Linked DNA regions of Mus musculus: region 1 is linked to region 2. The links are chromatin loops, found by intact Hi-C in ENCODE. Cell type or tissue: gastrocnemius. All regions are shown on one strand. Links, peaks and the distances in the headings refer to the core of each region. The heading gives the core; the rest is flanking DNA.

Region 1 (11,899 bases), core at 1,924-9,923, 210 kb after region 2:
GGTAAGGGTGAGGCTCAGGCATACAATGGGTTCTATTCCTCTGAATCTCTCCCCTGCTGAGATCTTTGGGAGAGGGATCCCAGTAACCCTTAGAAAGAATCATAGACAGACTGTGAAGACTCAAGGCCTTCTACTGTGCCTTCAAGGCAGGGTAATCTGCAAGCTTTGGCTTAGCACCCTGTGGGTGTGCTGGTGATCAGTCAGGCTGGCCTGAGGCCACAAGCAGACAGCAGGAGATCAGTGAACCATCAAGAGCTAGTATCCCTCGTGTCATCGCATGCTTGGGCTCTGTAATGCTTCGTCTTGGACACAGCTAAGGCTAGGTGAAACAGAGGCCAGAGGCTGAAGTAAGAGCCACTCAGACATGTTCTGTCTCCCGCACTACCGAATGCACAGGCTAGCCCCACAATCAGGGCTCCCCACACATGTAGCTCTCCAGAGACTCCATTGGTCCTAAAGAGATGGCTGAGTAGATGAAGAACAGCACTTACAAGTCCTAGACCAGGATAAAGGGCAAGGGCAGGGAGCCTGTAACACTGGTGAGGCCCTGAGGAGACCTCAAGCTTTGCATCATTTCTAGCACTTGTGATAAAGGCCAAGGATCCTGACAGGGTGGGAAAATGTGGGCCAAGAAGGAACCTGGTGAGGGCTTTACCCCAGAGACCATTTCTCCCCTGGAGCCATACTCTTTAGGACTACTCTCCTGGACTATTTGGAAGTCAGTCCAGATATCTAACCTAGAGGGTTTCACTGTGAGGATTATTTTAGCCTTTTACCCCATTTTAAGCCAGAGAAACTATGTTGGAACTCTGAAGAGGAAAGAGAAGTAAGCACAAGAGAGTGAAAGAGACAGGGCAATATCAGACTGAGCTGGGACAGTCACAGGACACCCCTCTGCCGGATGAATTGGGATAGGGGCTGCTTTGGAAGAGAGACTTGAGAGAGACCACAGGGAGGATTTCCCAGAAAAGGGCTCATGATGACATTTTCGGGGGGACGGGGGACCATTAGCTAATTGAAAGCTGAGCATGACAGTGTGACAGAAAAGGAAGAGAAGAGATGATCACACGGCAGAGAAGAGAGAAGTCCGTAGATGGGACAGGATCTCCGGTGGAAATGGTTAGGGATGGCCCCTAAATGTCCTGAGGTGACCTAGCCTGAGAACACCCACACTGGTTCCCTATATGAACTGACTGACAAGTCTACCCATGCTGGGGATGAGGAGGGGGCTTTGCTACCTCAGCCTTAAGGGCAGTCAGAGGCCTCTGCATTCCTGAACTACCCCTCAGAACTCAGGAATTGGGATCTTAACGCCCTCCCACACACCCAATTATAAGTCATCCCAAGGATACTCACATGGCCTGTGCTGATGCAGGAAGGGAAACAAGGCCAGGCCCCCACCAAGCTGGACTCCACCTGCCAGGGAGGGAACATGAACTGTCCTGACTCCAGAGACCCTGGTCCTGCCCCCAGTTCTGTTTGTGGAAGCCCCTGTCCAGGTCCCCTTTCAGTCCACAGAACCAGAGGCTCCTCCAGTCTGAGCCCAGCCCAGCATCTGCCACAGGAAGAGCTCCCAGATACTGTGGAGTGGAATGTCCCCAGGATCTGGAACAGGCCTGGGTCCCAGTTCTCTCTCAGTTTGGGCTGGCCAGCTCCACTGAGGCAGGAGCAGGCAACAGTGCCTAGCTGCTGCATGCAGAGGTGGGCTAGGGAACTCATCCCCTTCCCAGCCTGGATGTGACCGATCCTCTCTAGGAGCTGCCTGCTCAGCCTGGCAGCCCTGAAGCTCTCTTGCAGGAAGCTGATGCTGGCATCATTCTGGTCAGTATGCTCAGGAGGCCTGAGCATTGCTGCAGGGCAGCCAGTGTCATTCAAAGGCACACTTACAAGCTGGTCCAGACAGGCTAAAAGCAAGTGGCCTAGAGCTCATCTGGAAAGCCGAGAGATGAGAGGAGATGCTCAGGCTAAGAGGACAGAGAACACGTGCACAGCAGAAAGTGTGGAAGAAGCAAAAGGAGAAACCAAGACGGAAGAAGATGGAAGGAGGACAACCTGCTTCCAATGACCTCTCTGTCTAGCCTCGCCTAGGAGCCTGCCTTTCTAGAACACCAGGGACCACCAAGAGCATCGAAAAGGCCAGGAATCCAGTGTGTGTGTGTCTGTGTGTGTGTGTGTGTGTGTGTGTGTGTGTGTGTGCGCGCGCGCGCGCGCGCGTGTGTGCGCGCAAGTCTGTCTGTCTGTCTGACTGACTGACTGACTGTGGGTTGCCTGCCTGTAACTCTGCACACTAACATGCAAGTCTGTCTGTCTGTCTGTCTGTCTGACTGACTGACTGACTGACTGTGGGTTGCCTGCCTGTAACTCTGCACACTATCTGCATACCTTATGGGGACCAGAAAAAGGCATCAGATCCCCTGTAACTGGAATTACTGATGATTGTGAGTAGCCACATGGTGCTGAGAATCGAACCTGGGTCCTCTAGGAATCCAGGTTTTGTTTCTGAATCTACATCACTGTGCTTGTGACTTTGGTAAAGGCAGACTTTGGAGCAAGTTGGAGCCAGACAGCCGGGCTGAGAGGCTTGGCCCTATCCCTGTTCCTGCCCCTATCCCTTCTGCTTATTGATTGAAGCTTCCATTCCCTCCGCTGCAACGTATTCACAGGAATTGGCTAGAGATTCAGGGCAATAGCGAATGAGAAGTGATTGACATTTGATGAGCATTCTAGAGTCTACCTGGGTAGGTTGTCAAGTGGCTGGCACCATTGTGTGGTTGGAACTTGGTACTCAGCTAGGGCAGCTAGGGTTGCTGGCTGGCTGTGTGATTTCAGGGCAGACCCTTGACCCTCCTGAGCCTCGATGTCTTGTGTGTGGAGGGCAAGTGGTCAAAATGCCCTCCCTGTGGGGCTCTTGAGGGATCGAATAATTAAATGGTGTGATATGTGTGGCAATCATCTTGGTACAAGTGTCAGCTATAATAATGAAAGGAATAATAGTGGCTCTTAGCTTGAAGACAGAGCTCAGCACAGTGCTTGAATAGTACACGTACGAATTCCTGGGTTCTACCCTAAATTCTATCACAGGCATAATGGTACACGTGAGGCATAATGGTACACGTGGGTCCACTTGGGATGTGGAAGCAAGAGACATGGAAGCAGAGGACCAGAAATTCAAGGTCATCTTCAGATACATGGTGGATTTTGTCCAATCTGGATGATGATGATGATGATGAAGAGAGAATGAGAGAGAGAGAGAGAGAGAGAGAGATTTGTCTTTCTTTCTTTTCCAAAACAGTGTGTCTCACTATGTAATCCTGGAACTCACTATGTAGACCAGGCTGGCCCTGAACTCACAAGAATCCACCTATCTCTGTCCCCTTGCTGCTGAGATTAAAGGTGTGAAACACGACACCTAGCAAGGTTTACATTTTTATTACCAGAGGTCCTGCCCTGCTCCCAACACTGGAGTCAAGGGAAGAAAGTGCTTAGCCTTCATGTAGTCGGTTCACCTGAACCATAAGAGAGAGGTCAAGGCAGAGGCAGGAGAGTTACCAGTGAGAGGACAGCAGGACCTTCAGCAGGCACCCTGGGGTAGATTCTCAGGCTGCTTCATACCGACAGATGCACCGACCTCACTAGTAACGGCAGCAGGGATGTATACACAAACTGCTGCAAGCCTGGATTAGCCGTTTGACCTCCCCCAGCTTCAGCTATCTCATCTCAAGATTAAGGCACTGGACCATCAGACAATCTGAGTCCCCTCTGACCATAATAAAATGATGACTTGGCGTTTGGGTGCATTCTAAGACACGTGACCTCTGTGCATTTCACCTGGAAACTACCTCACTCTCGTACACAGAGGTTCAGAGGTAAGGGCATTGACCTTGCGGTTCGCACGCCTTGGTCTCCCTTTGCTTTCCTCAGCTCTAACCACCCAATGCGGAGCCGAGCTGGCACACCACTTCTGGGTGCTACAGGCCGGGCATCTGCTTCCCCCTGCTGGTCAAGTGTGGCGTGGCAGCCTCTCCTGCAGGAGCTAGGTTTGAGAGCCCGGCCTGTTGGCAGGTAGGCTGTCCAGCTTCACCTGGTCCTTAGGCTCGTCCCATCCAATTGCTCCCCTCCCCCGCCCCGCCCTCCGGGATCCCAGGAAAGGCTGTGATAAGAATGAGACGGATTCTCCACTGGCCCTGATCCCTCTACAGAAAAGGAATTTCGAACGCAGTGGTATTTAGAAATGAATAAACAATTGAGCGAGGCCATGTCCTGCGTGCTTTAAGATCTGATAAATGTGGTTGCAGTAGTTCTCATTTCACAAGGAAGGGGACCAAAGCAAAGCCACACAGCCAGCAAGCTCAAACAGGGACCTTATGCCTGGGAACAAGCAAAGAGGCTGGGAGACAGACACGTGATGAACATCTACAGACAGTACTGGGCTGCAGGACCACGGGCTGGGGGAGGAAAGGGAGGCGGGTTCCCCTTTGACCCCAGGGCCCCAAAGATGCTATCAGCCAGACCCTGCGGAAAATCCTTCCCGGATCCCTGTGCATTCCAGCCTCAGTCCGCTAGTTTTACAGCTTCCCGCAGCCAGGACGCTGTTTATGGCTGCCCCATTCTCCAGCCGTTGTCTCCAGGCCCCAAAGGCATCTGGCCTGGACAGGAGGCTGGGGGTTGGGGGGGATTGCTCCCCGCCCAGCCCTCCTTTGAACCCTGCTGGGCGCCGGAAGGAAGGGGCTGGGCTTGGGGCCTGCAGGCTGCACACTGAGCTGGAGGGGCAAGACCCCCCAGGCAGGGCCACCTAGCACCACCTATGTGCCCCTGTTTGCTCCCGCTGTGTGACCTTGGGCTCGTGATTTAACCTTCCTCAGTTTTAGTTCGTTCTTTAGAGAATGGAAATCATAGCTCCTCACGGTTCTTTTGGGAATGTGACATGTCAGGTACAAACTTCCTGCTTCAAATTATAGTTGATATGATTAGCTTTATAGAGCCTGTAAATAAAGCAGAGAACAGGAGATTCCCTCCATGTCCAGCAGGCCTACAAACTCTGCCCCAAAGCTAGTTAGTTCCCTGAGGTGGACCTCCAGCGCCCCTCTGAATCCTTCGCCCGCCCTCGCGTGCGTGTTGCCCTCTGCTGGCAGTGTGAAGAACTTCACTCTCAGCCACGGAATGTCCGGGAACCAGGGCTAGAAGGGGGCTCCTCTCCATGTTCCCAAGGTCCTCTAGAATCTGCAAAGGAGTCATAGACATTCAGGCTAACGAGGTTTGAAAATCTTGGACACGTAGGGCGGAGCCCTTGTAGAAGTGTTGCAGAGTCACGAAGTAGTTTGTTAGCTCAGCAGAGGGAGCAATAGAAAAAACCGACATGGGCTTTTCCTGATATGCCCACAGCCTGACAAACAACCGGGAGAGGGACAACAGAGCTACAGGAAGGACTGTAACACCATTGGAGACCTGGGGACAGGGCTGCCAGAGATGTGAAGCAAGCCCTAAACCCACCCACACCCCACTCTCACATCCACAGTAGGTTAGGGATGGGAGGAAATATCAAATGTGCCTACTAGCAAGGGCAGGACTCCTTGCAACAATGACCACCCTGAGTCTCTTAGGTACCACTCAGTGTCTGCTGAAGACAGTAACTCCAAGCCAGGCATGAGTGCCAGAGCAGACAACCAGGCCACTCTGCAAGCCAGGGCAAGGACGCACAGGCAGGAAGCACTTCTTCACATGTGGGACACTGGGCTGTAGCCCCAGGCCCTGAACCTGACAGCCCCTCTTTATTCCTGCTTTCCATGTGCCAGCTCAGACAAGGCACTGGGTGATTCCAGCAGAGAGGGTGTCAAGTAAGCTCAAGGGACTTTGGGTTGTAGACCTTTCTTGAAAGCCAAGGTCCAAATATCCTTCTGCAGCATGGAGCTGTGCCCCTCAGCACCATCCCCACCCTTCCCGAGGTCTGCCCTGTCCTCTCCACTCCATTTCCCACCAACTGCCCGACCATCTCCTCCCACACCACCACTCCAGCTGCCAAGAATTCCAAACAAAGGGCCAGGATCCAGACCCTGTTTATGTCATGGCAAGCTCTGTCCAGCCAGAAGCTGCCCACCTCTGACCCCCAGCCCTACCCCCAGGGCTCTGCTAGAACATACATTGAGCAGGGATGGGTGGACAGGCCCTTCTTGTCTGAGGTTGAAGGAAAACTGTTTCTCCGTTCTTAGCTTGAGCCCCAAACAGGTGAGCCTGGGGTGGGAAGCTTCTTTTCCAGATGACTTAAGAGCAAGTGGGTTAAGAGTGTTCTGCTTCCGGGTGTGCTTCTTGTGTTCTAGCTGCTCCCTCTTTAACCCATCACCCACCACCATCTCCCCTCTGGCCCCCCCACCAGCCTGTCTGGACAGCCTCCCTTCCTCACAAATAAACACGGTGCAGGGAACAGAGCCTGAGACCCCCAAGTGCAGCTGCCCTGGGTAGGCTGTAAACCAAATAGGTCTACTGTAAATACAAAGCAGGAACCTCTATAAACAGAAAGGGAGAGTGGCTCCAGCTGAGGGACTCTCAGGACAACACAGCAGAGGAAGGGTGCTCTGAGGCACCTAGTCCAGGGAAAGGAAGGACCAAAAGTGCAGGACAGGAGTGAGATAGCACAGTGACAGTATCCAGGACTCCACCTCACCAGCTCTCCATCACAACACACACCCCCAACCCCATGGAGCAGGGACAGAGTGCCAGGAAGTACCAAGGAATTGATGATCAAGAGCTGGGTCCATTGCTAATGTCCGGACAGAGGTCCTGGGAGCAGAGGGGTCTAGCAGGAAGTCCCCAGGCATCTATTCTGGAGGGGCAGGTTCCCAACTCCAAGGCAAAAAGCCAGTCTGTCTCCAGTACATCCTCCACCCCACCCCTACCCCGACTTCAGTCCATCCCATGTGACCTATTCTCCTTTGTTTTCTACCTCCTCCATTTCCACGTTTCCAACACGCTGAATTTTTAAAATTATTTTATTATTACTTTATATGTATGAGTGTTTGCCTGTATGTATGTCTGGGTAGCACATGTGCACCTGGTGCTCTCAGAAGCCAGAAGAGGGCATTGGACTCCCTGACACTAGAGTTACAGAAATGGAGCTACAGACCCTTGTGAGTCTCTTTGTGCTGGGAATTGAACCTGAAGCCTATAGACAATAGCAAATGTTCCTAATCACTGAGCCATCTCTCCATCCCCTCAACACATTGAATTAAGGGCCAAACTTGGAGCTAATACAATCACTCATTTCATATTTCAATGACCAGTAGGGACTGCAGCTGTAGAGACATCTGGCATATGTTGCTGTCTCCCCAGCCCATCTCTATACCCAGTTTCACTTCCTTTCACCTGTGTATATGGTCCTACCCCCACATGACCTCAGACAACCAAGAGAGAGGGCAAAGGGATTCAGGCAGACCCTGTTCTAGTGTCCACATCAATGCCTAGGTGTGAGGGTGAAGGGGAGAGAGAGATGGGACACCATGAATCTCCCCAAATTTCCTAAGACTGGAGAAGGTATACAGGCTGGCAGACCTTACAACCATGACCTGATTCTCCATTGCCCCCACCCCCAACTAATTGCTATTCATAGGACACAGCTGGGTGATTAATGGCCTGATTAATAATTACTCAGGCTAATAAAATAATTAATTAATTTGGCAAGCCATTATTTATCTGGCTGTCCTCAACCTGAAACTCAGAAACTAGGAGTTAGGGAATCTCCCTCCAGGCTCTTTCAAAAATATAATCTTTAACAGAGTGGGTGGAGATGTCTCTCTCCATCCCAAGACCCTTCCCAAGTGGGAGAGGAAAGGACTGGGGTTTCTGAGGATACAGACAGAACTTAGAGATGAACCCATAGCAACCTCAAACCCATGGAGGGGCTGACTCGAGGCTGGGGACTTTTAAGAAAGGCTGGAATGTTGCATCTGAGCACCCAGGTTTAGGGAATTTTTTTTTGTTTGCATTCTCTCCAGCAACTTGATTGATGACACCATTCTCAACAAACGATCTTTATCTCTCCTCTTGTCTCCCAAATTTATGATTTTGCCCCCAAGCCCCAGCTTAGGTGAGTGAGGAGTAGGTTAGACCCAAGAAGTACCGGGGAGTCCTCAGTACTCTCCAGGGAGTAAGTGCCCTCCATCTGTATCTAGGCTCTGCAGCTCCCTCCCTTAGATTTGGGTTCCCAGTAAAACCAAAGAAACAGGGGGACAGCTGATCTCTTGAGAGTCCAGAGTCTACTCCAGGAGTGGTTTGTCCCATTGTCTTATAGGCAGGTAGAGGTCAGTCTAGGCCTAGGGGCACACGTGAGTCCTTGTGTGCTTCAGTGGGAGAGATTAGGTGGGCTCCCAGCAACACTAAGTGTGCTTAAGAACTCCATCTTGTTCTAGATGGAAGCATGGAAAACAGGATAATAATTAGATCACGCCTAGGATAAAAGCCTCCACAAGAGAGATGCTTCTAAAGTTCACGTAGCCTAGGGTGGTGGTGTGTGCCCATAATTCCAGCGCTAAGGAGTTGGAGGCAGGAGTATCAAATAAAGGCCAGACTCTGTTATAGGCAAGCTGGACTCTCTATGGGAAGGAAAAACTCAGTTTGGACATTTGAAGTGTACGTTAAGGATTGAGCAGGAACCTGCTAGTGAAGATTGCAAGCCATTGCCAAGGCTGTTGAGGAGCAGGACAAGTGTGGACATGGGCAAAGCCAAGGTGGCCGGAGGAGCGTCCTTTCCTGTGAGTACTTTGGAGATAGGGAGAGGCCCATACTGATTTGTGTGTTCAGAAGACAGTTCTGGCAAATGGGGAAGAGCACTGGTACTTTGGAGCTTGGCTAGGAGACCCTGGGAACAGGCTGGACTCCGGGCCTCCACAGTGGACATGAAAGATCCCTCTGAGGTCTGGGGATTCCCACTCTGCTGGTCTTGAGTCGCTGCAGAACTGCGTGGGATCGTTGTTCTTAAATCTTCCCACACCTCTGAAGGATGGAGAGGAGCCAGGCCTGCCTTAGGGTCGGATAGCGTCTATGGGGTCCACCGGCGGCCTGCAGTGGAGGCAGCGCCGCTGCCAGCAGAGGGAGCGCGCGAGACGTGCCGGAGCAGGGCCTCGCTCTCGCGGGCGCCCCCTGCCGGACACCTGAGCCTCTCCCCCCCACCTTACCTCCCCCCCACACACACACACCCGGTGTCAACCGCGGGGACGGGTCTTGGGGGACTTAAACTCCCTACTGTGTGCTTCCAAATTGCGACCACCCAGGGCGACTTGGGCACTGGAAAGAGCGAGGCGAGGCAGGTCCTGCAGACAGTCTCGCCCCGGAACCCACCGGGCCAGCCTGGAGCGGGGGTGGGGCGCGGGGCCACCCGGGCGTCCCAGTGGGCGGCCACGATGTGAGCACCTGGTCCGACCCGCCGCCGCTTCCGGGGGTGAAGGGCGACTCATTCCACCTGAGCTTCCTTCCATTGCCTCCCCCTCCCACCCACCCCGCCCCGCCCCGCCCCCCCCCCCCTCGCCGCAGCATTTTTCACACCTCCTCTCCCTACCAGTTTCTAGTTATGAGGGGGTTTCAGGTTACAGTCCTCATTTTCAGTCCTTCTCCCTGAGCATCCAGGTTTGACTACTTTGGGGAAGTCCTTCTTGGTGTCTAACCACCATCCCTCTTACTGCATCTACAGCCAAATCTGCCAAGTTACAGCCTCACTGGAGAAAGTGAGTGCCTTAATTTTCTTCCCACTCTTGCTTACAATTCCGTTCCCCTATACAAAAAACTGTCCCCGCCACTCTATCTTGCATTCCGTTCGCCTTTTGTCATCCAGGCCATCCAACGCTGCTTCTGATGGTCTCCCTCCACCCCCATTCTAATTTCCTATCTCTCCGCCTCGCTAGCTGTGCCATACCCAATCCCCAAGAGCTGGACTGGTGGAGAGCCTCAGTTTCCCTGGGAGGGCGCTTAGTATGTGGCTCCCTCCCCGCCCTCCTACTAAGCGTGATTTGGGGTGTGGGGATGGGGGATGGAGGTCGTAAGCTGCTTGCGGAGAGGTGCTCGGTGGGAAGCCTGAGCCGAGTCTTAAGAGTCCCGCATCCCGCCCGCACCAGCGTGGGGCGCACGAGTTCCCATTCTTAGCTCAAGGAAGACCCCGTGTGGCCGTTGTAGGTGGCGCAGAAGAGGGAGAGCGCCCAGGCGCCGGACCGGATTCCGGGGTTCTAGCCTAGGGTAGGGACTTATTCCTCAGCAGTGCCTTGGAATCCTTCAGCCTGTTCACACACACTCAAAAACACAGCAACCTGGACTTGTAGAATGGTTTCGCCAAACCACAAGGAAAAGTAACGTACTAACAGCAGCAAGTGTGATTGTGGTTAGACTTCTGGAAGGACTTCAGATAGGGAAGCAGGGAGACGGATATTAATGAAGGAATGGAGGAGGGCAAATGGTTTGGTCCTGGGAAGAGAGGATTCTGAGGCTGGGGTGAGTGTGGTATCGTCACAGCGAGCCTCACATGCCTGTTCATTAAGGAACTACGCTCAGCTGACAGGTGGGTAGGGAAATTTCTCCATGCCAGGGGGCCTGCTCTTTGCCTGTGCCTTATGCAGGATGAGTGTGTGGGAGCCCAGGAAATGGTCACCCAGCAAGCGGGACTGGGACCATGCACAGCCCACCCTAAGTCTTTTGAAGCAGGAATTGTGACAGCGCCGCGCTCGCTCCCCAACCAAGGCGCCATGTCATTTGCACACATTTGCATATCCAGCTGTGCTCGGCTGCCTTTGGCTGCATGCCTTCATTTGGCAGTGGGTGGGCTGCACGCAGGGCGAGTGAGACCCATGGAGCGGGCCACCTCTGTGCTTGACCGCTGTCGCCGGCTCGCGCCACCTTCTGGGCATCTCTTTGCATCCTCCAGCCGCAGACCGAGGTCCACAACCGGGATTAGACACCACCACCTCCTAGTCTTCCAGGACCACTTAGACTCCTTCCTAGTCCAACCTTCCTGAAGGACTGGTGAAGTCTGGTATCCTGCTGAAATGCAGTGTATGTGATTGGGGTGCCCCAAAACTCTGGAAACTCCCCGAATTTCAGGCAAAGATTATGATGTATGCTCTGGTTAAGAACATCCTTCGACTTCTGCCAGCAGCTCCATGTAGCTTGATCTCTTACATCTGGGCCAGGCTTGTGCCCACTGGCCTTCTGTCAGAGGACTGCAGCCTCTGGACTGCCCTCACTCCGCTCATGAGCTGTTGCCTTCCTACCCTGACTGCCTTCCTGCCCTCTTGTCTCCCAGACAGAGTTGGTGGTATAGGCCTGTAATCCCAAATGTTCAGGAGTTGAAACAAAAGGATCACAAATTCAAGATAACCCCGGGCAATGTAGGAAGACCCTAAAAAAATTAATTAAAAAAAAAAATTGGCCGGGCAGCGGTGACACATGCCTTTAATCCCAGCACTTGGGAGGCAGAGGCAGGTGGATTTCTGAGTTTAAGGACATCCTGGTCTACAGAGTGAGTTCCAGGACAGCCAGGGCTACACAGAGAAACCCTGTCTTGAAAACACACACATACACAAAAACCAAACAAACAAACAAAAAAAACAAAGTAAAAAATGTATGTGTGTGTGTGTGTGTCACACATACACACGTATATCAGATGTTAGCTGACACCTGTAATCCTAGCACTCTGGATGCTGAGGCAGGAAGATTATCTTGAGTTTCAGGTCAGTCTGGGCTACATAGTAAATTCCAGGTCAGCCAGAGCTTCATATCAGGATCCGGTCACAGTAATAAGTATCATTATTAATAATAAAGCTGATCTTTAAAGGCTGGGGATGTAGTTCAATGGTAAAGCACCTGCCTACAGTATGAAAGGCCCTGGGTTCTCTCACAGAACACACACACCCGGAGATAAAAGAAA
Region 2 (11,899 bases), core at 2,438-10,437:
TAGGTCTTGCCACGGGATAGAATTCTAGAGAAGGAGAGAAGGTTGAGCCCTGAGGCTTAATCATATCTGGAAAAAAAAAAAGTTAAAAAAAAAAAAGGGGGGCTTGAAAGTCAGGCCAATCCTTCTTGAGGTCTATTCAGGACCTGGTTTTGGAGACAGCCAGCTAACAGAAGCCACAGGCATTCAGGAAAGCCCTATCCACCATGCAAGTTGTACTCTTTCTAGATCCACAAAATTTGTAAAATGTCTGCAGTATGACAAGACTTCCCCCATCACATCATGTTCTGTTGCGGGAGGCTCTATTTCTCTGCATGTCTCTCTCTGTTTCTCTCCCTGTTTCTCTCTCTCTCTCTCTCTCTCTCTCTCTCTCTCTCTCTCTCTCTCTCTCTCTCTCTCTCTGTGTGTGTGTGTGTGTGTGTGTGTGTGTGTGTGTCTGTCTCTGTCTCTATCTGTCTGTCTGTCTATCTGTCTCTCTCTCCCTCCCTCCCTCCCTCCCCCCTTCCATCCATTTCTTGAAGTAGTGAAGTTCTATAATTCTGGCTCAAACTTTTAATTTTGGGGTGGAGACTTTTGCACACACACAGTCCTATCCCTGATCCCTGTGGGGTTTAAGGGGGAAAAAATCCAAATGCCAGGAAATTCTTGCCTAGAGGTTACAGTTGTTGCAGAATCAAAGGAGATGGCGGCAGGCAGGGCTACAGTCCTCCTGAGTCTTTTATAGAGAACAAAAGTACTTGTGTAGGGACATGGCCTTGAAATGCCAACTTACATATGACCCTTTGGACCTGCCCTCTACCCTCTCTGACAGAGCCTCACTCTCTCACTTTCCTATCGCCAGTGCTGAGAGCATAAATGAGCTAAACTTTAGTCTATGCAGTTTTCCAGTTCCGGCAGAACAAAGATAAGGGAAGTTCTCTCTAATTGTGGGTCTGGTGGACCAAGTTTCTTTAGTGTGATGAAATGAAGACATGGAGCCAGGCATTTCAAGGATCAAGGAGCCTTTGGCACTGACTGGGGGTGGGGTAGGGGGAGGTGTGCTTCTGAGTCGGCATTCCCATCCCTCTAATGGCGACTCTGAGGCCTGCCCACCTTTGCTGGCTGACTGTTCTACACTTCGCCTTGTGAGGAGCTGAGCCGAGCCTGAAGGCAGAAGGTCAACTCCAAGCCCGAGCAACTAGAATAAGAAGGATCCAACTTGTCATTTTCCTTCTCACATAACACAGCACAATAGAGAAAAATAAGAAAGCCTTGGGGGAGAGGAAGGAAAAGAAGAAGAAGAAGAAAACAAAGGATAAAGTTTATAATAAAAGAAAATGAAAATGAGGGAACAATAAATTAAAATCTTGAGGGGAAAATTACAAAGAAAAAAGAAGGAGAAAAATAGAAAAAGAAGAGAAAGCTGGAAAATGAAAAGGAAAGGAAAGGAAGAAAGAAAAGAAAAATAAAGACAACAACAACAAAACCAAAACAGACCTTCAAAAGGGAAATTTAGCTAGTGAAGGAGAATCCGGTTTTTTACCCTCAGGAGTAAAGAAGCCCAACCACAGTCGACACTGACTGGAAATCTGACCTATTGGAGTAACTCAGAAACAAACCATTAAAGTGGGGACCAGGGTCTTCCCCCAAGTCACCCTCCCCTTGGGCTCCTCCTCCCAATGCGTCTCTCTGGGGTGTGTGTGGTCTGGTTTCAATTCCATAAGTAAAGTTAAATAACTGGTCGGTTTCCGAAGAGCCGGGAAGCAGTCAGACTGACTAGGATAGCGAACTTTGGAATTCAAGGATCCAGGAAGCGCTTTGGGTAGAAGTTAATATTTGAGGCTGTATACTTGCAATTAAATGCAAGACGGACATGTGGATAGACCGGTATACTCCACAGCCTCTGGGTGCAAGTGTGTACGATGTCTAGATGTGAGAGCGAGTCCGCTGGCAGCCCTGCCTGCCAGAGTGGCAGCAGAATCCGAAGTAGAACAGAAGCCCCTTTATCCGTCCTCAGCCTCTCACCTCTTTACCTGCTTGAACCTTTCTTCCCTGGACCTCTGAGAATTCCACATTTTGCTTGGAGTTTCCCTGCTCTCAATTCAAGTGGGACAGGGCTTGGTGCTCTAGAAGAAAAGAGAATTGTTCCTTCAAGATTTGAGAAAAGAACGAGTAATCTCGGCATCCAGAACAAGGAGAAAAATCCCAAGAGTCAGTGATGTAATTTTGCTTTCCATTTTTTGCTTGAAGAGGTTTCAGCGTGCATATTTTAAAATTGCATTTAATTATTTTTATTCCACAAGGAGAGACACTCTTCCTCTCTCTCTCTTCATCTTCAGATGTTCCCAGGTCATCTTTAACCTCTCAGGGAAACTCCGACAATTTTCAGAGAAGAAAACAGGGTGCTTCTGGGCGATTTGAGGGCTTCAGCCGAAAAGATCCTAACCTTTATTCCTATCAATTCACTGGGATCCTCATGGCATCTGTCCCCGAAGAACTGTAGGGCCTTTCTGGAGTCAGCCAGGAACCCCTGAGCCCTCTTCTGCTCCCTTGCTCACAGACCCAAAAATATCAGAAGGCCTAGCTCAGCCGGACTGCCCTTCAGTGTCTGGACGCAGGGCGGGAAGAGTGAAAAAGCCCTGGGCTTTCTCTTAGGGAGGGGGTGGGATTTATTGAGAGATGGGCACAGCCTGAGCCCCACTTTGGCCTGCAGTCCCCGGAATTTTCACTTCCTCGAGTTGAGGTAAGAAGGAGGACTCTGGAGTGGGGCTTAAGTGCAAGGCTGTTTGCATTGGGGGAAGTTGAGGAGATTCCTAAGAAACAAAAACAAACAAACAAAAAATAAAACAAAACAAAAACCCCGGGGTGACTTTCACGACACAGACTTTCAACTGGGCCCCAATCCAGTTGACAAGGGTACCCTTTGGGTAAGGCCAGCGGGCGCCTGGCTGTGGCGGCAGACCCGGTGACTGAGGCGGCACGCATGCCTTTGAACGCCAGGCAGGGACAATAGGACGGAAGCTGCCTTTGCTCGTGGCCTCGGGAAAGGCGAGCCCAAGGGGGCAGGGCTAGAGACAGGACTTTCCTGGACCCACACAAGCGCTCTCTGTCCCGGCCCTCACTTTCACTTCTTCTTTCGTTTACCTCCATTAATACAGATCCCAAAGTCCTGGAAAAGCCAACAAGTTATTCGGTCGCGTCCGAGCAAGCTAGCGGGCTGTTGCTTAACAGCTCTGGGTTTTCGTTTATCTTGAGTAATTAGAGGCAAACATTTGTCCCAACGGGGGTCCCACTTAGGTTGATGAATTTGATTTCTTGTTTCATTAATGGGCCGTGTTTATCATACTTCTAATTATTTCAACTTTAAACACTATTCGTTCTTGTGAGGAAGTGGGAGTTGAAGCAGGAAGCATTTCTCCTGAGGGTATTATTTCCACTAATAATGTTAAGAATCCTGAAGCAACTCCATTGCCTCCCATAGCTGAGGTTGAAGGTGGGCTTGGAATAGGGGTCTGGTTTGTAGAGGAGACAGGCCCAGAATCTGAGTAACTTTGCTTCTCTCTTGATAGCTAGCCAGTTTCTGTCTTGTAGCATGTTGTTTGAGGACTTTTCTAGAATTTTCTGACTCTCAACACCTTCTTTCTGTCTGGGTTCAAATCCCACTGCCCCCTGTAAATCTCTTCCCGCAATGATTTCTACTTGGCCTTAACAGCACAGCCTAGATGGAGACAATGTTCTTTCCCCGGCTTCTAAGACTTCTATCGTTGAGATTAAAGCTGGAAAGTACCGAGGTAATACAGCACCTGGCTGTTATAGAAAGGACCCTCATGACCAGGATCCAAACCGAGGACATGGGCAGGATTTTGGGAAGACAGACTCCAGGGACAGGCACACCATGGAGGAAAATAAAAAGAGATGTGAAAGAGGGGGAGGGAGCCCCCCAAAGCCATATAATTCTCAATTGCTTTGGTCTTTAATTTCATTGTCCCATAAATGAGGAAATATCAGTTCCCATACTAAATTTTTATCCTCAGCTGATAAATATGACGGGAAATTTTCTTTGGGTCCTCGTAAAAGGGAACGGTTTCGATCAAACTCGTGGGGAAAGACTTATGCAGATAATACAAACAGAGTGGTCATAAAGTCTCGGCTGTTTCCCGCGGGATGGGCAGGGGGACAAATGGCTCCCTAGACTGACTGCTGCTGCGGACTGTCCCAAGTCTGGTCTGGGGCCTAAACAGCCTAACCTTGCCCTGAATAACACCCAGGCTGAAGCCAGGGCGACCTCTGCAAATGAAAACACAAAACTATTTCAAATCTCCCCTGCTGGCCACACACTCCACAGATTCCCCACCCCCGGAATTAAGGCACCCCTGGGTCTTCTTCTCCGCCCCTGGTTGGGGGAAATCAGGGCAATTCTTTCCTTAGTTATCTTCCATCCTAGCTGGCTAGGGCCTCCAGGAATCGGTTCAGCTTCTTCACTCATCCACTCCAGGGAGCTCGGCCCTGGAGTCCTTTCCCAGCCAGGCTCTGGTCTTTCGGGGGAAAATGGAAAGCCCACAGCCTCTGCCCAGGGAAAAATGCGGAGCTACCGGAAAGACAAGTTATTCTCCGGATTCCGTTTCCTGAGGAAGGGGTGGAGAGTTTAGTTCGCTTTGGAAGAAAAGTGATGGAGAACTATTTCAAACACACATCCCTCCTAACCTCCCGGCCTCCCGTACGATTCCCCTTTAGCAAGCACGCAAAAAAATAGACCGCTCCTCTTCTTTAAAAAAATACTCCCAGCCCAATCGCTTAAAAAGGACCCTTCTCGGATGGAGTTTAATTGTTTCTTCTGAGCCTTTCCCATGTGGATACACATGCCTCCAACCCAAGCAAGGCCTGGAGGTTCGAGCTTTCTCTCCGGAAATATTCCTTTTTTTAAAAAGTAGGGACAAGGTCAAACAGGAAAAGAGGGCCGCCGGGCCATGGAGCAAAGCAGCCTATGGAACCCTCTCTAAGGCTCTAAGGGCAAAGCCGAGAGAGAGGCTTATCCAGTAAGGCCCAGACCGCAACTCCAGGGTTGGAGAAAGATACCTTTAATCTCCAACTCCCTCCTGCACTGATCCTTAGGCCCACTAAGATCCTCCTTTGCCCAGAATCCCTTGAGTGGTTGTGACCCGGGCCCGGGCCCACTCCAGACACTGGAGACTCCCAGTTAGTACCGAAAAAGGAACTTGCAACTCAACTAACCTCCAAGACCTACGGTAGGGAGAGCTCAGACCCAAGGGCCAAGCCGGACCAGGAGGCAGGAGAACAGAAACTTCAGCTTGCTTTTGATTCTTGAACTTTCTCTTCTACCCTAAGCCCACTGGAGATTCTTCCCATCTCCCCCAAAACACTACCCGGCTACCAACCCAAGAGAAGAAACAGGAGAACAGGGGTGAAGAAAGTGTAAGGTGAAGAGAGGGAAAAGAGTACCTGAATCTTGTCTTGACCTTTTACTTTGAATTTGACTGTTTTGAGCCCCGGTTGCCTTACTCTGTCCCGCATTTCCCCCCTCTCCACCCCCCTCTCCTCAGGAGCTACAGGCTGATTCTCTAGTAAACAAGTCCCACTCTTCACAGAACAGTCCCATGTCCCTCCACCTACCCCACCACTACCCCACCGCCCTTGCAGCCCGGGGGGCGCTTCCTTTGTTCGCCAGGAAGGGCTCCGGTGCCCCTACCCCGAGGCAGCTGCTAGGTGGCGCTGTTACTCCACGCTGAGCGCTCCGCCTGCCGACAACTTGACCCCGCTGACGTCACGACCGTCTGAATCATCAAGGCCATTTTCAAATCCCATTGGTCTAGCCGTCACATGGTGAGGACCGAATGCGCGGATAATTATGGAGCTGATATTTCCCCCCTCCCCTTCTTTTTCCTCCCGCCCCTCCAACCGCTCCCCCCCCCTTCCCGGATGGGGGAAAAAAGATGTCAGCTCCTCCGCTGTAGTATTGCTCCTTAAAAACCCCTCTCTCTGAAAATGACATGCCCTCGCAATGTAACTCCGAACTCGTACGCGGAGCCCTTGGCTGCGCCGGGAGGAGGAGAGCGCTATAACCGTAACGCAGGAATGTATATGCAATCTGGGAGTGACTTCAACTGCGGGGTGATGAGGGGCTGCGGGCTCGCGCCCTCTCTCTCCAAGAGGGACGAGGGAGGCAGCCCAAACCTAGCCCTCAACACCTACCCGTCCTACCTCTCGCAGCTGGACTCCTGGGGCGACCCCAAAGCCGCCTACCGCCTGGAACAACCTGTTGGCAGGCCTCTGTCCTCCTGTTCCTACCCACCTAGTGTCAAGGAGGAGAATGTCTGCTGCATGTACAGTGCAGAGAAGCGGGCGAAAAGTGGCCCTGAGGCAGCTCTCTACTCCCACCCCCTGCCGGAGTCTTGCCTTGGGGAGCACGAGGTACCTGTACCCAGCTACTACCGAGCCAGCCCGAGCTACTCCGCGCTGGACAAAACGCCCCACTGTGCTGGGGCCAACGAGTTCGAAGCCCCCTTTGAGCAGCGGGCCAGTCTCAACCCGCGCACCGAACATCTGGAATCGCCTCAGCTTGGGGGCAAAGTGAGTTTTCCTGAGACCCCCAAGTCCGACAGCCAGACCCCCAGTCCCAATGAGATCAAGACAGAGCAAAGCCTGGCGGGCCCAAAAGCCAGCCCCTCGGAGAGCGAGAAGGAACGGGCCAAGACCGCAGACTCCAGTCCAGACACCTCGGATAACGAAGCTAAAGGTAAGGCCGTCTGGGCCGCGGGGCGGGCTGGAACGTTGGGGGTGCGAGTCTTCGTGGTCAGGATTTGGGGCAGGAAGATAAGGGAGAATTGAGCAGAGGCCTAAGGAACTCAAAGGTTCTGAATTGACCCGGGCTTGAGGCTCCTGTTTGCTGAGCTCCAGGCTGGTAGCGTGTCATTTAGCAGTGGAAGGTAAACCGAGACATGGAAGTGCCAGGCCAGCCCGGCCCTTGGTTGCATAGGCGGAGGAGGGGCGCACTACAGGAAGCCTACGGGCACCCTGTGCTGCACCGGATCGGTGGCCATTCCTAGGCGCGTGATGGCTTTGGTTTGCTTTTTCAGTGAGGATGTCCTGGGGGGCTAATGTCCCCAGCTCAGGTCAAAGCTCACAAAAAGCTTAAAATGGCGATCCTTAGGCCAGGGACCAGAGAAGGCTTAGAGATGAATAATGTCTCTTCAGTGCATATTCCTAGTTGGAAAAATGTTTACTAGAAACACAATTTGTTGTTTGTGGGTCGGATTTGTGCGTGCAGTTTGTGCCCCTGCAATTTCTGTCTCGGCAGGAGCCTTGGGCAGCGAGGCTGAGGCCGGAAGAGGTGGAGGTGAAGGGCTGCCCGCCACATCCCTCCCTCCGCCAGATGCTTGGCTTAAGGATGGCTTTGAATTAGGGCGTTGGAAAATTTTTTCCCTGCTTTTCTGCTCCTTTTCCTTCTCATTTCTTCTTCTTCTTCTTCTTCTTCTTCTTCTTCTTCTTCTTCTTCTTCTTCTTCTTCTTCTTCTTCTTCTTCTTCTTCTTCTTCTTCTTCTTCTTCTTCTCCTTCTTTCTTCTTCTCCCACCACCTCTGGCCTCTTTTTTTTCCTTTTCTATATTTTTTTCTGGTTATGTTTTTGCCCCCAGTGGTTTTCAAAAGCAGTTTATAAATGAGTGGTTTGAAATTTTCTGTGTGCGTGGCAAGCGGTTTACTCCTGAGAAGGAGTGAGGCATTGGTTGGATTTCTTTGTGATTTTTGGTTCAATGCTCAGCCAGAGTTCAAGCTCAGGGTTCAAGATTCATTTCTTCTGTAACTGAGGGTTTTCAGGACCCTTTGCTGTACTGGGGGCAGGGAACCGGAGTTTGAAACAGGAGCAGGATTGTGTTGCAAAAGGGAACGACTTTCCCTGAAAAGTTGGAACAAAATGCACCAAAAAAGGCCTAGTGGGTAGAAATAAACCCGCTCCCCAAGAAACTGGCTCCTGGTGATGCTGATGGAGGCCGGGTCATTGGTATAGAAGTAGGTGAACTATTGAGAGCGAATCAGACTGGGGTGGCCTGAAGCTTGTGTGTGGTGCTTTGTATAAGGTTTATATATGGATGCAACTGCACACTCATGCCTAATGGCAACCTGTGTCACACACACACACCACACACACATATTGTGTTCCTCTACACACACTCACACAAGCATATGCACTCTTTTGGCGCGCAGAGGGCAGAGCCTTGCCCTCTTGGGTCTACTCTGCAAAAATAGCCTTGGTAGCCAGTCCCTAGAGACTTTGACCAGAAGATGGCCGTGGCTGTGCTTGTGGAGATGAGTAAGGAGTAAGGCACCAATGTAACTAACACATATCCTAATGGCTCATATGTCATGCAAAGGTTTAATTTTATTCCCTCACCATAAACCCTAAGCTGGACTGGGGTGGAGGGTAGAAAAAACTTTGTCCTAGCCATACCAAAAAGCAAAGTCAAGGTTAACAAGCCTACCTTCTAAACACAAACTATACCCACTTTCATAGACTCCCCCTTCTTTCCTGGTTATCCCTTCAATAATTTAAGCCTTCCTACCCCAAACTAACACCTAGAGATTATGCTTTGTGTTCCCCTTTTCCTCCACCACCACCCCCCCCCCTTTTTTTTTTTTTTTTTGGTGTTTTCACCAGGCCAGAGGCAATGAGCTTTTTTGGCTAAGGTCCACTTGTAATTCCTTTCCTCCTCTTAAAACCCAACAACCCCAATAAAAAATAAACAGGGTAGAGTTAGATGTGGAGAGCTTGTGAACAGTTTTCAAGAAGCTGCAGGTGTAGAGATACGAGAATAATTAAAGACATTGATATTTTCTAAACTATAGCCTCAAGTTTGCTGTTTTCTCCCTGCCCCCACTGTTTCCTGGTTGCCTCTGTAGAGCTCTCCTCACCACCAATCCAGACAAAATCCAGGACTCAGAAGACCCACTTGGCATAAGAAAGAGAGAAAGCAGGGTGCACACAGGGCTGTCAGCAAAGTTATTTGCTAGGTACCCTCTCTCTAGTCTTTGGATTCTCTTTTTCCCTCTTTAAAGGGTGGCCATGTTCTATACTTTTACCTGAAGAGCAAGGCTGATCCATTTCAACAAGAATACATATTGGAAAGAGAAACTAACAATAAAACAATAGAAACACATATATTATGGTATCTTCTCATATATGTAGGTATTTATCCACATCCCTCCTGTGTATATAGATGTATAGGTGTGTGTGTATCTGAACTCTACCTACACATAGACTCTTGGGTTGTCTGCCTTCCTTAACCTTAAGTTCTCTGGTCAGAGGAAGTTGTCTGAGCAGCCCTTAGCATTCCTCAGAGCTGTAGCCCCAACCCCTGCTGCTCAGACAGGTTTCCTTGATTCAGTTATACCTGAAGTATGTGGCCAGGAAAGGAGACAGCAAAGGGGAGCTCTAACAAGACAGCAATCCTGTGGAAATTCAGGTGAGAATAAGAGTTGGGGTCTAGTGCAAGAATTCCAGAGACTGGGACAGAATCTCTCAACAGAGATGAAAGGAATTTTAAGCTCTCTGGAAAATGACTCTGAGCTGTAGGGCAGCCTCTGCATTGAAGATGCTTTTTTTTCTGGCTGGCTGCATTTTTCCAGAGCTGGAGCAGAACAGAGTTGAGAGAAAGCCTGGGGAGGCTTAAGGCTGTTAGAATAAGGTGGTGGTCTTGACTAATTTAAATTTAGCAAACATTTTGAACATAAAAGCCTCTTCTGTTTCTTCCCTGTAAGTATAGACCCCCTAAGAAATTTCAAAATCCCAAAAGAACCAACCCCCAAGCCTGTGAGGCTAGAGCATTCCCCTTCTGCTTTTTCAGCTACCCTCTGCCCAAGCAGGCTCCAAAAGCTGCACCAAGGTCTTGGGTCTTCCAGGGATACTTATGTAAATAATGTTATTTTTAACAGAGGAGATAAAGGCAGAAAACACCACAGGAAATTGGCTGACAGCAAAGAGCGGAAGGAAGAAGAGGTGCCCCTATACTAAACACCAGACGCTGGAATTGGAGAAAGAATTTCTGTTCAATATGTATTTGACGCGAGAGCGCCGCCTGGAGATTAGCAAGACCATTAACCTTACAGACAGACAAGTCAAAATCTGGTTTCAAAATCGCAGAATGAAACTCAAGAAAATGAACCGAGAGAATCGGATCCGGGAACTGACCTCCAATTTTAATTTCACCTGAGCCAGCGTCATCTCCTCCCCCTCCCCTTCTCCCCTTTCCCCGCCCCTCCTCCCTTTGTGCCTGGTGATATATTTTTTTCCCTCCCTGAGTATAAATGCAACTCGCCTGCAAAAAAAAAAAAAAAGGCAAAGACCTCAGACTCTTCTTCCAAGGGACCTATGGTTCGTGCTTCGAGGATGCTTCCACCTAAAGCATGAAATGGGGTGATGGGTTTTGGGGTGTTGTGTGTGCCCTCATAGATGGGGTGGTAGTGTGGCCGGTGTGTGTGTCAACTCTTCAGTCACCCATGCACTCACATACAGCATTCTGTTCTCCATGCAAAGTTGAGGTCAAATGCACCCGATTAGAGGGGAAAGAAAGGGGGATAATCAAACAGAGAGGGTCTGTAACCTTGTAGAGCACAGTTAGCATTGCTCCTTCCTTGCTGCATTTCCCCCCTTAGAATAATAGGTAGTCTTGAAAGTTCAGCTAGTATTTGTGTGTTTGTCATAGTACCCAGTGTCTAGACTAAACCCTCCCTCTCTCTGTCTTTCCCTCCCAATGGCTCTGAGAATATGCTTGAAGTATTTGTACTGCTTTCTGCTTTTCTCCCACCCTTCCCAACACACTATATCTCTCTCATCTCAGAAATTCCATCCAGAAGAACAAAAAAAAAATTAAAAATAGAGCATAGCAAAGTAAAAACAACCCCCCCTCCAAGTTGTCCTGCTCCTGTCTGGGAGTTGTGTTATTTAAAGATATTCTGTATGTTGTATCTTTTGCATGTAGCTTCCTTAATGGAGAAAAAAAATCCTAATAAATTTCCGGAATCTTAATCCTCAAATGGATGGGTTTTTTTTTTGTTTTGTTTTTAGTGGCGCTTTTTTTTTTAGCGGCACCCCCTCCCCCAAAACACTGAGTGTGTGGATATGTGTGTGTTTTGTGTTTGACTCATCTCCTACAGCCTTTCCAGAATGTCTCTTGGCGGGTTTAATGTAAGTGAGAGACCATAACGTTGATTTAAATATTATCCAGGTGACCACAATAAGTCAAGGTCATAAAACAGTAATGTCAGGACGGTCTTGGTGCGCGCGAGAGGTGGATTTTATGATCTGCAAATATAATGTGGTACTGCAGTAAAAGATGCATTTAAAGGTGACTGGAGGAGGGAAAGAGGCAGAGAGCAAACTGCAATCTTGAGGAGCAGACGGATCTGATTGCCTTCGGTACTGGGGCTGGATGCACCCCACCACTGCTGGGGGGGTACCTCAGGAACCCCCACCCATCTAAACAGAGGAATAAACTTAACTGCCGGAGGGGCACGAGGAGTTAAGCCCCCGCCCTCGACAGCAGCTTACAGAAGCGCCAGCGGCAGCAAGAGAAGGAGGAGGCAGCGACAAGGTAAGAGAATCGGTTTCTTGTTCTTCTCTTGGCGGTCGACTGAGGACTAGCAGCGTTCCCAGGTGCCCGGAGAGCAGCGCGTAGAGCACGGAGGAAGGTGTTTTGGGCGTCTGTGTTTTCTGAGAGACCCGGATTTTCCTTGTGGCCGCCAGCAGTGGAGGGCAGCGGCTATGAGCTCCCTCTCCTCCCCTCCCTGGTCCACTACCGCCGTGGGGTTCGGTGGTTAAAGGGGGTAAATTGGTGGTTTTGGCTTCTTTATCTTTGATGGCACTTAGGGGCGTCTAGAGATCCACCCATCAGCTTAGGTGTCTCTGTCTGGTTG

The links. A loop is a pair of places that touch in the nucleus more often than their neighbours do. Peaks named below come from ENCODE experiments on the same cell type or tissue, not always from the same donor. Only the 100,000 strongest peaks of a DNase experiment are listed, where the experiment ranks them.
Region 1: a loop joins it to region 2, with 8 times the contacts of the local background. A loop is called at or near these places in 4 of 42 quality-filtered maps.

The regions. Positions count from the first base shown.
Region 1 is chr15:103,173,247-103,185,145 of GRCm38, forward strand. No RefSeq gene overlaps it. Among named protein-coding and RNA genes, the nearest start is that of Smug1, 16 kb to the left of the region's middle. In gastrocnemius, for the core only: a CTCF peak has its summit at 5,132 (motif pointing left); DNase peaks (open chromatin) are centred at 3,991, 4,615, 5,127 and 9,106; H3K4me3 peaks cover 1,285 bases; H3K27ac peaks cover 587 bases.
Region 2 is chr15:102,960,879-102,972,777 of GRCm38, forward strand. It overlaps Hoxc10 (homeobox C10), which reads left to right and starts at 5,918. Exons shown (of 2, transcript NM_010462.5): 1 at 5,918-6,730; 2 at 9,920-11,020. The coding sequence starts at 5,980. The coding sequence ends at 10,197. RefSeq lists an enhancer at 1-214. In gastrocnemius, for the core only: CTCF peaks have their summits at 5,699, 6,330 and 10,065; a DNase peak (open chromatin) is centred at 5,721; H3K4me3 peaks cover 7,713 bases; H3K27ac peaks cover 8,000 bases.